Regions from separate parts of the Mus musculus genome. Here all the other regions are linked to region 1. A link is a loop called in an ENCODE intact Hi-C map of the cell type or tissue named here. Cell type or tissue: heart. All regions are shown on one strand.

What was found. Peaks named below come from ENCODE experiments on the same cell type or tissue, not always from the same donor. Only the 100,000 strongest peaks of a DNase experiment are listed, where the experiment ranks them.
Region 2: a loop joins it to region 1, with 2.1 times the contacts of the local background. A loop is called at or near these places in 4 of 42 quality-filtered maps.
Region 3: a loop joins it to region 1, with 2.1 times the contacts of the local background. A loop is called at or near these places in 2 of 42 quality-filtered maps.

Annotation. Positions count from the first base shown.
Region 1 is chr9:63,375,856-63,380,855 of GRCm38, forward strand. It overlaps Map2k5 (mitogen-activated protein kinase kinase 5), which reads right to left and starts at 2,047. Exons shown (of 22, transcript NM_011840.3): 1 at 1,268-2,047. The coding sequence starts at 1,402. In heart, no CTCF peak of the experiment used is centred here; a DNase peak (open chromatin) is centred at 2,076; H3K4me3 peaks cover 2,507 bases; H3K27ac peaks cover 1,712 bases.
Region 2 is chr9:62,808,672-62,813,671 of GRCm38, forward strand. Fem1b (fem 1 homolog b) reads right to left here and starts at 2,977. Exons shown (of 2, transcript NM_010193.4): 1 at 2,387-2,977. The coding sequence starts at 2,634. In heart, a CTCF peak has its summit at 2,737; DNase peaks (open chromatin) are centred at 2,990 and 3,260; H3K4me3 peaks cover 3,752 bases; H3K27ac peaks cover 2,198 bases.
Region 3 is chr9:63,292,277-63,297,276 of GRCm38, forward strand. Map2k5 (mitogen-activated protein kinase kinase 5) reads right to left here. Exons shown (of 22, transcript NM_011840.3): 10 at 1,420-1,488; 11 at 1,248-1,329. It overlaps Gm39355 (a long non-coding RNA gene), which reads right to left and starts at 499. Exons shown (of 2, transcript XR_870847.2): 1 at 1-499. In heart, no CTCF peak of the experiment used is centred here; a DNase peak (open chromatin) is centred at 2,765; H3K27ac peaks cover 253 bases.

The DNA of each region.
Region 1 (5,000 bases):
ACATCTGCCTGTTAAAACATTCTTCCCCGTACACCAAATTCTCCTGCTGAGTTACTGTGGACATACATATATGTCACCCTGTTAATGTCAACTGACTAGAAAGATGCACGTGGACTGAAGTATATGGGGACACTACAGGAAACAAAAGTAAATTTGGGGGCCAGGGAGATGGCTCAGCTGGCAAAGTGTTTCCTATGCAAACATGAGGGCCTGAGACTAATCTCTAGACCCATGTTAAAAAATAAAAATAAAAAATAAACAAAAACAAACAAATAAACAAAAAACCTAGGAAGTGGGTGCTTGACAGGTGGCCCAGGCTTGGTGGCATGAGTGCTTGTAATCTTAACATTGGGAATGCTGAAACAGGCGAATGCCCAGGGCTTGCTGGCCAGCCAACCCTATCCCAAAACAACAAGGTGGATGGCACCTGAGCACATCTGAGGCTGATCTCTGATCTCCACATGCACGCACACACATCTGCACACACATATACTCATATACTAAGTAAGGAAGCTATAGTTTTGGCACTGACTCTCAACCTCAGGAGCAAGTCCTCGGAAGGTCCTTTTACTCTCTATTCAGGACAAACACACACATACATAATGTTTTATAGTATATATTATATATGGACTCAAGGGCCAGCCTACATTAACCTTCATAATTTTGTGTGAAATATATTCTAAGCATCCCAAGGCAATGCACTGTTGATTCTAAGATGTAAATTTTCCCTGAACACTCAACATCTCTGAAATTGAGCTGTGTTTGTCACGGAATGATGTGCTGTAGTTCTAACAGGCAGCATCCTTTCCATATTGATAGTTAAGTCTAGGTCTCCCATTCAGTGGCATCTAAGGTTTGCTTAACCATTGTAAACTAAGATTGCCCTGGTGTCCCTTTCCCAGCAGGTCACAAGTTCAGGAAACTCAGCAGTGACAGGGCTAGAATGAGGGCAGGAATCCTTTCCAAATACTTGAGAAAAATATAAGAAACAGTTTTAAAACTCTTTACATCCCAGTTGTCTGCACTGGTGTGTAAGTCACAGTCCAGACTGTGAGCTTCCTGAGGGCAGGGGTTCAGTCGGATACATCAATTTCCCAGGGCGCTGCACATTTACCAGTTTTCAGTGAGTGCAATTAACCGAGACTGTGGTTAAAACAGGTAAGTTGACCCCACCAGAGGCCAGCTCAGGCCACCAATGGTCAAGATGCTGCCTATCCAGATCCATAATCCCCAACGCTGGGATTTGGCCACTAAAGTCACCACTCACCAGAACATCCCTGAAGAGTAACTGCGGCCCGGAGTGCACGGTCCAGTCCACCGCGCCACTATTTGGAATCTTGATCCGAATCACCAGCACCTGGTTCTCCATGGCACAGAAGGGGCCAAGGGCCAGCCACAGCATTACAGGTTAAAGGGTCTCACATCCTGGGGCGAGGGGTACCGACCTGCCCCTACTTAGGAGGAGCCCCAAGAAGTGACAAGGGGAACGATAGACAGAAGGCAGGCGATAAATAGGGAGCAAGAAGATGGGGAGAAGTGAAGAGGAGCGATCAGGAGGGAGCTTGCAGGCCCAAAACCAGGCCCAGGTCGTGTGGAGTGTCCCTAGGAGAGGATGCACTGTTGGGGGACCGGCCAAGAGGAATTAGTAGAGAGCGGAAGGTCCTGGAGTTACAAAAGTGGACAAAACAGAACCCACAAGCATTCTGTAGTCCTTGTGAGTAAGAGGAGACAGCGGAGCAACGGCCTGGTTTAAGGCAGGTACAGTGGCCAGGGTCCTGCCGTCCTGAGTGTCTCGGTGGGCAAGGGGACGGTGGCCGGGCGCCGCGGGCTGGGTCGGGGCTGTTTCGGAGGTGCACCGGTGGCGCCTGCCCTCCAACCAGGCAGGGGGGCCCAGGGCCGCGGGGTCAAGGGGCGGGTCCCGGACCGCAGCCGGAACCGGAGGGCGCGGCGCGTGCAGGATCGTCCGACTGAGGCCCGCGTCCCGGCAGCGGAGGTGGCGGCGAGAGGAGGAGGAAGGCGGCCGTTAGACCGCTGTTACTCCGGAACCAAAACGCGATGGCGCCGGAACCCGGGGAGCCGACATGTGGGACCCGCCTCCTGGGGCGCCATGTTGGAAGAGGGCAGCTGGGGCGGAGCAGGGATCTCGTGCTAGGACTGGCTGACTTCCATCTCTTCAGGTAGTGGTAAAGGAGCCTAGAAAACCCAGGAAGACACGGATCTACGGCTGGGGGCTGTCCGTAAAACAATTTAAGGTTTGATCATGCAGAAAAGGCGGTGAAGGACAAGACGGCAGCACCAGCTTGTCAAGTTATATACCTTTTACTATCCGCGGGTTTGTTACATTAAATCGGCAAGAGCCAGGCAAGACCTTTTTATTAAAAAAAGAAAAAAAAAAAAAAAAGCATGTTTTTATGCCCCTTCTTCCAATTAACAGTTCCAAAATACCACTATTTTTTCTCCCACGTTAGCAAAGTGTGCATGAATTTTTCAGTGAGGTCCTTTACCCTAACCAGTGACCTACAGTACCAAGCAATCTCCTACTCAAAAGCAACAGTAAAGAAACTCAATGGAGAGCGCTTAACTGCCTGGGGACAGCTGTATTTCTGGCATCATAATATCTTATTCAACCGTTGCAAAAATATCCCGTCTGTTCCATATATTTTCAGCTAAATTGCAGTGTTTATGCAGTCAGTGATAGCAGGGCAGTAGCCGTAAACCTTGGTTATTTTTAAATGCCTTGTTACCTCACATTTTAAAGTGCATAATCCTGTTGATCTATGTGTCTATACAAAAGAATTGCTTACAAATGGCAACGTGTAGGTAGGCCCTTTATTTGTAATTAAATTATGCTATTATCTCTACCTTTTGGGGCTGATTATGCATAAACATAGTGCGTGGGGTGGTGGGACCAGTGTCCACTTTCCCCGGAATAAACAGATATGTGATTAATGTAAGAGGAGGAACAATTAAATGTTGATCATTTTCAATGTAATACCAAAATTTGTGGCATAATTTCCTCTACTTGGGCTTTTTTCCTGTTGCATTTGAAAGGCCATTGTAGGAGATAAATGACCATCTTTTAGTTATTATTCCTTAATAGCTTAGGTAGGAATTCACGTAGACCGATTCTCCAGGTACTGTTGGAACTACCCCTTTGTAACTGCTCTTCAGTGCTAAAGAAAAATTCACTATTTTGCCATGTACTTCTTAATCTAAACTTTATTTCTATTATTAAGGAAAATTAACTACAAAACTAGAGATTTTCTATTAACCTATGATTTGTTAAAACGTCTTTTTAAAAATTCATAGTACCATAGGGAAAACCAACACCATTTGCCAAATTTGCATGTATATTCTGAAGCACTTTTTTAAATATATGAATGGCAGTCTCTCAGCTTCCCAAATATCTAAAGAGCAAATATAATCACATTTCAACTTTTTGTAGCCTTTACATAGCATGAAATCTTAAGACTTTATTATTTGAGCAGAGTTTCACAGAACTATTAACATTCAAAAGTACCTCTTTGTTAAGTAATATAAACACCACCGTCCAAATTAAAGGGATATATGTTTATGATCTTAAAGTTTTTGCACATAGTATTTTCTTTTTAACAGTAGACATAAGTAGCCACACAAGTTCTGACTGAGGTAGTTTGGTAGCCATAAAGTACTTTAATTGTAGTAGAAGGTTTATGCTTGTTTCTTTCCTACTTAAAGGGGGTTAAAGTTTGGATTGGAAATGTCCCCCATATGCTCAAGCCTTGCTTGTCCGTCAGTGGCACTGCCAGGAGACGATAGAATCTAATGTTGGGTCAGTGAGAGTAAGATAGGTTCTTGGGGGCATATTATACGACGTTATTGGGACCAGTGCCCTTCTTCCTTCTTCTGTTTCTTGTCAGCCATGAAGAAAACACCTTTACTTCCTGCCTTTTCCCACACACTCGCTGATGTGTGGAAGTCTGCCTAACCACAGGCCTAGAGATCATGGCCTAAAATCTGTGAACTTATGAGGCAAAATATATACCTCCTCCCCCCTACTTATAAGTTGCTTATCATTGAAAACTGACACATGAACCAGTTGTGGTGGCAAATGCCTTTAATCCCAGCACCATGAGGCAGACTCAGGCAAATCTCTGTGAGTTCGAGGTTAGCCTGGTCTATAGTCTATAGAGAGAGTTCCAGGACAGCCAGGGCTACACACAAAAATCCTGTCTCAAAAAAACAAAACAAAACAAAACAAAAACCCAAAAAACAAAATAATAAAAGGAGAATGAGACAATGATTAGCACAGAGGACCTGCTTCTAAATGACTATGATAGAAAGTTTCTCTCTAAATTCTGATGGAAGAAACACAAAAATGAATAAAATATATCAGATGGTGGTAAAAGCAAGGAGAAATGGGCCCAGAGGGAATATGGGAAGGAAACACTGAAGGAGATGCTGCTGACTGCCCTGGTAAATCCTTACTTGTGTGTAACCTTAACTGAAAAGAAGGTGTTTCTGAAAATTAGGTGTTATGCAGTTTGAATGAAAATGGCCCCCATAAACTCATAGGGAGTGACACTCTTGGGAGGTGTGGCCTTGTTGGAGGAAGTGTGTTAATGGGGGTGAGCTTTAGGGTTTCAGAAGTCCAAGCCAGGCCCAATGTTGCTCTCCCTTTCTGCTGCCTGCACATCTGGATGCAGAACTCTCAGCTCCTCTCCAACACAGTGTCGGCTGCATGCCTTCATGCTTGTCCCTATGATGACAATGGACTAGTCCTCTGAACCTGTAAGCCAGCCCAATTAAATATTTTTTTAAATAAGAGTTGTTATGGTCGTGCTGTCTCTTCATAGCATAGAAACCCTGAGACAGATATCGACTGGTTTTTAATGTACGTTAATTGTGATAAAACACACATAAGATCAGATTTTCCCTTTTTAGGTATATACTTCGGCACTGTTTAAGTTCGTTTGTATTGTCACACAATCAATTTCTAGAACTTTTCACTTACAAAAGTG
Region 2 (5,000 bases), 570 kb before region 1:
ACCCTTTATTTAGTCCCACATATTTAGTTCCTCCTGTTGTGCTGACCCCCAACCATAAAATTATTTTTGTTGCTACTTCCTAGCTGTAATTTTGCTGTTATGAATCATAACAGGATACCTAGTATGGGACTCCTGTAAAAGGGGTCACAAACCACAAGTTGAGAACCAATCTACTTGGTTTCCTAAGAGGTTATAAAAGCTTTTAGGTAGAATACAGTGTGATGGTTTATCAACTACATGGATCCAGCTCAAATACTACCTCCTCTGTCAAGCCTTGATTCTCTACCACCACAAAGCTGAAGGCTTCCTCTTCCTCTGTTCTCTCAGCAGCCTCAAGGACTCTTATTAGCCTAAATGGCAGATTATCTGTGATTACTAATGTTTGATTCTCCCCTCCCTTCTCAGCAAACTGTCAGCCTCTACAATGGAAGTCTCATTTGTCTCTGAATACAGACCCCTACCAAAAGCTTAGCACACAGTGGATGTCTGACAACTGTCTGTCTGCTTTAGAATTTCTTAATCTCACTAGTTTGTGCAGAATGGTGAACAAGATATTCAGGTACACAGGCTCAAAACTGCATTTCCAATCACGTCAGGAATCAGGCGGAGGGGTACTTGTTTGTTCTGATACAGGGTCTATGCAGCACTAGCTGGCCTGGAACCTTTATATACCAAGCTGACCTCAAATTTACATACGTTTCCTACTTCCCAATGTTGGGATTACAGGCCTGCATCACCACACCTGGCATCAGGTTCTTTTCATTGTCACCTCAAAACAGCTTTCTCGTCCATGATCTAAGACAGCAATGGCCAGAGCCTTTCTAAATTTGTGAGAAAACTAATTTCTTCCTGACAGGTTCTCTTATCAACCCAGATCTCAACAAGCTCCATAGCAACAGCTGCTACTACAGGGACTCATTCCTAACTTAATAGATATGAATGTTTACATAGTGGGGCCATCCTGCTTCAGGCATAGGTAAAGTTGTGAGATGCTGGAGATCTCTAGGACACAAAGCCAAAGAATAGGCATGAATCAGGTTGCCATCTTTGCTCATCTTCCTACTATCTACACTAGAACCAAATATAAGCTATGACCCAGGGGCTGGCATTTCATTAGAATACAACAGTCCAAATCATTTCCCTCTCATTTAAAACTGACTCAAAAGCTTTTATGGTTTAAGGAGGAAAAAAAAAAAAAAAAAAAACAAACAAAATTTAACATTCATCTTTAAAAAAAAAAAAAAAAAAAAAAGATGCTTTAAAGCCCACACCTATAATGGAAGCTAAAGCAAGAGGTTGGGGGATTCCAGGTCAGCCTGGGCTATGCAGCAAGACCTGGTTTTGGAGACCAGAAGTAGCAAAGAAGAAGGGAGGGAGGGAGGGAGGGAGGGAGGGGCTAGAGAATATAAGAATGCTTCCAAACAGGCTTTTTTGGTCAGGCAGTTTTTACTAACCAAAACTAAATTGCATTTCTATACGTAGATTCCACCTACTGCAAAAGAAAATGCTAAACTAGTAATAGCTTATTCATTTACAGGTCAACAAAAACCAATGTAAACAAAGCAAACTGAATACAGCTATATTATGCCAATCATTCCGCAATCGTTCAGCACAGGAAAAAAAAAAAAGGTATCAAACGTGACGACTCTGTTATCTTCCTCCGCCCCCCAAAAATATGTACAATTAACCTCAAATGAAAAAAAATATTAGAATAATAGTAAATAGTAAATTTTTGAACAATGTTAAGTGTTTGTGAAACCTTCCCACTGTATCACCCTATACATGTAATTTAGCAATGGCGTAACTTCTACGCCAGGCCCAGAGCCACCTGTACAGCCAAAAATATTGGCCAGCATTGTGGGAGAGTCAGAACCGTGCCTAGAGATGCCCAGCTGCATGACAAGATTCTAGGGGCTTATTTTAACAGATAGTCCCACGACCTGCTTGAGGCTCGATCCGACCACGGGAGGGGGGGAGCGGGAGGAGAAGGGATATGGAGAGGTTAAATGAAGCATCAAAAGGTCCTCAATTTTAATTGTTGATCTCGTTAATTTCCGATCTAGGTTACTACGCCAGTGCTGATATAAAGATACAAAAACCTAGATGGGCAGCCACCACTCCGACAGTGCGTGTTCGCTGACTAATGAAGACTATAGATCTCAAGACCCAGGGTGTGGCTACCACCTACAGGGGGAAAAGGGTAGGAGTCGATAAGAAAAGGCAGCAAAGCATAGCTCTGGGAGACGAGGTGGGCATCAATGGGGGTGAAGGGATATGAAAAAGAACTGAGTCCACACATGAAAACAGGGTTAATGAAGGATGAGAGGATCCAGGGCTTGGGAGGCCCGCGCGCGTCGGAGGGAGGATGGAGTTGGGATGTACCTACCCGTCGAAGCGGACGGTGCCGGTCTGCTGGGTCTGCACACGGTAGTGTTCTAACAGCAAGCGCACCACCTTGGCGTGCCCATTGCGGGCTGCGATGATGAGGGGTGTGGAGCGCTGTCCTCCCTGCTGACTGACATAGCCCAGCAGGTAGCGGATATCGCTCTCTGACCGGTTAAGGAGCAAGGCAGCCAGAGTGAGCACCTTGCCCTCGCTGGCCGCCTTGTACACATAGCCAGCCAGGCCCTCCATGGCCGCCGCCAACTCCAACACCCGTTTGGTCGCCACCGCTGCTGCTGCCTTGCGCCCCCGGAGGCCGCGTCCACCAGCACTTCAGACCCGGGCCCTCACAGCCCATTCAACAGGGCGCCGCCGCCGTGTCCAGGCAGCAGCGCGACCCAGGGAGGGCGGAGACGCAGAGGTGGCCGAGCACCGCCGGAGGCACAAGTGGGACCCGGCCCGGGCGGGGAGAAGGACGGTCAGGGCCGCCCCCGAGGCCCCAGGCACCGGCCCTGGGCCGAGGGGATCTCCATGGCGGCCGCCGCCCCGGGTCTCAGGCCGCCTCCTTCCTGCGGGCTGCGACAGGCGCGCGCCCGAGCTACGGGTCGCCGCTGGGGTCTCGAGAGGCCCGCGCACGCCCTGGATAGCGAGCGATGTGCACGCCTGCCCGCGCCGGGCCGGAGGGTCTGGAACGGCCTCCACTTAGCTCCTCGCCGCAGGAAAACCGCGGGCACTCGCCCACCGGCGATCGAAAGGGTCCGCTGGCGAGCGGGGCTCCCGTGAGCCGCGCGTGGGTGTTCGCGGACCGCGCCGGCAGCACCAGCACCGGAACTTAGGGCGGGAGGAAAGCAGCCGCCGCAGACGGAGCCGAAGGGAGGGAGGGAAGGCAGGAGTGGGAGGGACGCTTAAGTAGGTATTGCTTCCTAAACCGACCGGCGGGCAAACGAGGCTATCCTAAAGAAAGGTTCCGCTGTGCGCAGTTAGCTGAGCTCTGATGCGGGTTTGAAAGTCCCTAGTGCCCTTGACGCAAGTAGCCATCTCGCCCCCACAGGACCCTAGGATGCTTAGTCAAGGCTGGGGGCGGAGAGAAGGCTACTGAATCTACGGGCTAGAAAGCACATCCAGTTTTATGATTATTACTGTGGGATACTGTCTGCCAGTGATTCACGCGCGGGGGCGCGAGGTGGGGGCCACAGGAAAAGGGGAAAGAGCACCCAAAAGATCCATTTTTGAATAAGGGCTATTATGAGCCTCCGAAATTTGGGAGGGCGAGAGCCGCTTCACTGAAAAGCAACTGAAAGCCTCACCAGACCTCCCAGGAAAGGGGATTAAGTGTGTAAGATAAAGAGCTAAGAGGCAGCAGTCATAGCCAGATGGAACCAGTCTCTAGTCCTGACCCTGCAGAACCTCCGCTGTCTCACTTACACGTCACAGAATTGTTAGGATTTGAAAAGAGCATTTATCCAAAGAATGCTATAAGCCATTCACGTACAAGGCTTTGGTTAGCATCAGAGATTTCTTCATCTAGGCTAGGCCTTTCTCTCCTGGGGCTTGTGTGGTTGTGTGGAGAAAGCAGACAAATAAATGATGTAGAGTTGTTGGATTCATGTCATTACTATGAAACAAGGGCTATGGGTGTGGACTAGGAGACTTCGCCTGGGTGGTCAGAGAAGTCCTCTGTAACAGGTGCCTGAAACAGAGGCTGGACAATGGAAATAGTTCAAAGATCCTGAGCAGAAGACAGATGGTGAGCTCAGAACAGAAGCAGTGTGGCTGCTGACTGTAGGAAGAGTTCTAAAGGATTAAGTCAGCAGGATGCAAGTCATGTGGCCCAGTGACCTATGCAAACGGTTTGGTTTACTCTGGGATTGCATTTAGGGAGTTTTAAATAGAAAAGTGACAAGATGGCGCTTTTTTTTTTTTTTTTAAGATCACATGCATGCTCCCTAATGTGTGCAGAACATAGCCCAGGAAGCAAGAGTTTAGAAGTTCAAAGGCCAGTTAGGAGAGGCTGGGATTAAGTGGAGGATAAACCACTTCTCAGATTATCTCCTAAAACAGTTACCTATTTTCAGATCCCTATGCAAATGTCGGGGGGAGGGGGCTTACACTATTAAAAAAAACAGTCTTGGAAATAAGAACTGAAGATAAGATTTCCTTTTTAATATTTATTTCTGTATTTTATGTATTCGGGTTCTGTGTCTGCATGAATGCCACTGTGCCTTCAAAAGAAATTATCAGGTCCTACTAAAGATTGGTTGTGGGCCAGCATGTAGTGGAAGAGAATTGAACCTGTATCCTCTGGAAAAGCAACCACTGAACCATCTCTTAAATCCCTAACTTCTGCTGACATAACTAGTAGAAGGGAAAGCTGGCCTGTTTTTGCGCTGGGACTTCAGGTTGTAAGAAAATCAAGTGTTTTTTAGGCTGTGCTGGCTAGTTGTGAAGGTTTTGAAGGGGAGTGGTTTTTTGTTTTGTTTTTGTTTTGGGAGGCTTGGAGGCTGTTTTGTTGTTGTCTTCTGTTTTTGTTTGTTTGTTTCCTGTCAACTTGACAGAAGCTAGAGTCATCTGGCAAGGCAGAATGTCAGCAGAAATAAAACACCTCCCTCAGATTGTCT
Region 3 (5,000 bases), 84 kb before region 1:
TCTTAATTCTATCTTAATAAAAAGTGTTTTAATGTAACTGAAGTTATACAGATCTCAAAGGATGCACGTTCACAAGAGTGAGCTGTACTGGGATTACAAACCCATGCTTCCTAACCGGTGTCCATTACACTACCTATGTGGTTATCAAGGGTATGTGTTTGTGTGTGTGTACCTGTGTGTGTTTATGGTGTGTGTATATGTATGGTGTAACTGTGTATGTTTATGTGTGTGGTATATATGTGTTTACCTAAAGAAGTTGAAAGGTGTGCCTATGTGTGAGTGTGCATGTGTGTAGTGTATATAGATGATGCATGTGTATGGTATGTATATGTGTGATGTGTGTGGGGAGTGTATTGTGTAGAATATGTGTGGTGTGTGTGTATATGTGGCTGCATGGTGTGTATACATAAAGAAGTAAAAACGTGTATGCATTTGTGTATGTATGTATGTATGTATGTATGTGTAGTGTGTGTATGTATGTATGGTGGTATATTTCTTGTGTGAGTGGTGCACATGTGTGGTATGTATGTATGTGTATGGTATGTCTGTTTTGTGTGTGCATGTACCTAAGAAAGTAGAAAGGCACATATGCTACATTTTAATGGAGGCTAGATACTGAAACTGACCTTGTAAAAGGTGGGAACGTGTCCAAATTTACAATACATTAAAAAAAGAGTAACAATGACATTTCAGTGAGAGGATTTCCAGAGCTCTATATCCTGTCACAATATTCAGATCAAGGGAGTGCTGCTGATGGCCATGAATGAGAAGCAGAGGAGGACAGGCCTGACGTCCAAACAGAGCCAAACGCAGCTCGGCTAAACAGCTGTGTTGAAAAACAATTTCTTGTCTAGCAATTAAGAACCTATTTCTTTCTGAAAGACACAGGACATTGGGTTAATAGATTTCTTTAGAAGAAAATCTGTTTTGGTGACTGAAACATTAAAAGAACAGAGCATCTGTTCCCAGCAAAGGCAGGCTGCACAGAGGCAGCAGGGACCTCGCGCCGACTGGACCCGAGTGCAAATTTTTAGTAAAAGGAGATTAACTTGCATTCTTGTTATTACACTCAAGCTACAAATATCTAATAGCAGGAACCCTAACAGAAGAGAACTGCCAGTGTAAAGAAGGCAGTTGTTAACACATGCCACTCACTCCAAAGTGGAATGGACATCTGTGTCAAGACTACATTTACGTCAATCGATTCAAAAAATCATTTTTAATGTAGTTTAAAGGGAACAACTCACCATCCATGAATTCTGTACAAATTGAAATCCTGTTTTCTACGAAAAATGCCCCGTAAAATCCTATGATATACGATGAGTCACACTGTAACAAAAATAAGACAAAAGTAGTTTAACACCTAGATGCTGACACCATGTGCATTTACATAGATAAAAGTGACCAAGAAAAAAATACCTTATAAAGGATTTCCAGCTCAGACATGATCTGCTTCTGAAGCTCCAGTGTAATGTCTAACAGAATAACCTGAAGAGACACAGCAGCGTCAACACATTCGTCTACCTTAAGTTACATAGCACGTGAGATACAAGAACTAAAGAAATACCGTGCTTTCTTTATGCAGCATCCCCATAACCCCAGCACCAAAAAAAAAAAAAAAAAAAAAAAGCTGTCTCTGAAGCTAAGCCTCTGCGCTGGAGGAGGCGGTACAGAGGTGATTGATGGAACCCTGGAAGGAGCCAGGTCTCAGAGGTCAGCATTAATGGCTTTAAAAGTCAGTTAAGTTATAACACTCAATTTATGTGCCCTATTTGAGCCACACCGGCTATTTTCAGAAGAAGATCATTAAAAGAGCAGAGCCCTGTGAGCAGGCACTCGGAGATAAGCAGAGGGGATGGTAAATAAAAGAACATTTTAAAATGGGATTTTCAGAAATAAAAGAAATGGGAGTTTAAAAACCCTGTCACCTTACTTCCTCCCATGTGGGTAATGTTTCTTTATAAATGCTGACAGACTTGAGAGCTGGAGAGGTCCTCACGTCACCTGACTCCCACGCTTAGCCAGGACCTCCTGACGGGTTGTGGTTTTCCTTAAGTATCTGCCACCAAGGTGGATTTTATAACACAGAAATGTCCAAGTATATGAACTTAACGCTCTTGCCCAGGGCAGGCTCGAGTTTAATTCAAAGACTTTCCTCTTCCCTTAGGCAGCTGTGTGCACTGGGGACTGATCTGGAACCTTCTCACGAGTGCAGGTACCAAGAGTACCCTACCAAAGAGTCAGAACCCCACCCGGCTCAACGACTAAGTACTTCAGTGAAACCACGTTTTAAAAAACCTTTAAAAAATATATTTGTAAAAGGCAGTAAGAACATAAAATAGGTGGAGAAGAATCCTTAAGAACTGTAGCAGAGTTTGATTGTAAACACTTCTGAGTAAAGCCTAACCGTCAGGACTGCTACAGCAGTCAATCCACACCTTACAGTGCTGAGTTACAGTTCCGATCTCAGACGGGGACCATGTATCATTATACTGAATAAAGCAAAAAACGGGAGTTATGTAAACCACAAGGAAAGAAAATGACTATTCTAATATCCCTCTTTCTAATGGTAGCAGTCACGTAAGTAAGAAGTAAGGCTAAGGCTGCACATGGCTAGCCAACGCTTTGGAGTTGATGGCAATTTCCGAGACCTTATCTGTCCCTTGAACAAGAACCTTGCTTGAGTTCCCATGATGTGGAGTAAGCTGCAACTCTGGAGTTCCTGCTAACCCTCCTCTCATCCTTCCTACACAGCTGCCTTCCGGCCCACCCTAGCGGCCGTGCACATGTTTCCTCCTTCCACTCCACAGTCACTGATTATGAAAGCTGGTTTGACCTTTTAGACCCAGCTTGAATGCTTCACCACCTCCAGACACCTACCTCAGAATTCATCTCTGACTTGACCCTTATTCATCTTTACCACAACTGGCTTTAATGCCCCAGCATCTCCTAAAAGCTGCCAGAATGGCCAGGGCAAGGCAGGGTTTGAGTAGCCATGACTCCTTAGCACCCAGGACAAAGCCTCAGAGCAGCACCCAGTCACTGAGATGGACCTGATTAAAGTGTTCCTTACAAGCAGTATTCCAGATGTGCTGTTATCCAAGGGAAATGGATCGTGTGATGTCTGCCACTAAACCAAAAACCAAAGATGCAAACACCAAAACAAACCAAAGTGCCACACTAACCAAAACTCGACTAGGACTGATGAATTCGTGAGGCTCACCCACTGGTCTGATTGGTTTGGATCTCTCGAGACTTGCTGTAGTCCAGAGCACTGGGAGTCCATAACCCCCGAAAAGCAAATCAGGTCATTTCTACAAATTCCAGAGAGGAAGACCACTCCATGCTGTCACAGCGCATGTGCACGAGCTCTGTTTTCTGGGAGCTTGGCATTTCGTGAGAGGTAAACTCCCTTCCCCCGGGCATTCCTGCCAGTGAGCTTTAAAAATGCTAAAAATAAACCAGACCAATTCTTCCTCTGAAAGCTAGGGAGAAAATTACAGCGAGTGTGGATTTTTCCCTTTGAAGCTCCAGCACAGTGTGGACTGCCTGAATCTTCTCTCCTCAGGCTGAGCCAAGTGCTTAAGAGGGAATGAAGAGAAGGAGCTGGAAGCAGCTCTGGGAGGAAGGGTTCAGCCAGGATGGAGGTCCCTGCCTGCATTCTCACCGCTCTCTCTCTCTCTGCTACATCTCCCGGACAGGACGCGCAAGGATGCGCTGTCAAGTTAAATACAAGCAGTCAAGTGACTGAATTATAATTTACTCTGTGCTCAATTTAAATTAGTGTGAGACTATTAAAATATACAGTATAAATACGGCAATTCATCACGAGCTGTCATGGATGACTTCATTTATTTGCTGGAGTGGCATGCGCTCTACTAAAGGCAAGGAGAACAAAATCACAGGTCAAATTAAGCCACTATTCTGTTTTAATTCACTTATTTAATCTGTGGAGACATAATTGTCTTTTACAGTATGTACAACTCAGAAAGGAAATTTGGGAGGATTACAGCCAGGATACAAATGATTAATCAAATGGTCCATTTAAATGCTGCTTTAAAAGCTGCAGAAATCCAAAGCACTCCAGGAATGATACTCAATGCATGCTACATACACAGCTAAGAAATCCCGCTAGATGGATTCTTTTCCAATCAGAAAACAATCCTGGGGAGTCCAGTAAATTCCCTGAGCTTTACTACTGGAAAGATTTTACAGAGGCAGTAATGGAAGAGAGAGGTTCTGCTTCTAGATGGCTAGCAGTATTTGTGTTTGTTTTCTGCTCTACTTATTTGCAATGGTCTTGCTACCTATACCAAACAAACAAAAGCTGGTCAAATCCGAGCTAGCAAGTGTGCAGGTGATTATCAGACAGTATCTAACATGTGGTTAGCATAATTTTCTAAATGTGCTGTGTGAAGCAGAAAATTTTCTAGATTGCATGGTATAGACACATTTCTATTTTTCCTAAAATGATCTTCCTTTTAAAAACAAAAACTTGTAAAGTTCTCTTATCGTATCTCAGATCAGAGAAAAGAAGAGCAGCAATGTGTTGTTTGTCTGTGAAAAAGAGGCCTCAGTCGGGAATGTATAAAAATTGGGAAAGCTATGAGTAGGGCTCTCACCAAACCGGCCCCCAGACAGCCTCAGTGTGGTCCAATAGACCACTGCCTTGCAGAATGAGATCCCCCTTGGCTCTAGGCTGGCAGCAGGGCCCTGCAGGTGAATCTGCTCAGACAAGGACTAAGATTTGCTGCTCTGCACGGTCCCCCTGTGACACCAGGCAACTGGGGTCACTGAGAGGTTCAAGTGACATGCTTCAAGTCACACAAAAGTCAAGAGAGGGTCAGGAAAAGATCAAATGCACTTCTGAGTCTTAACCTTCCATTTCACCCTTTAAAATAACAAAGGAAGCAAAGAAATATTCCGGGGGCAAGTAACGGTCCATACAAAGGCCATTAAGGGAATTTTGTATGCTGTTAAACCTATTTTCAGAATGTTAC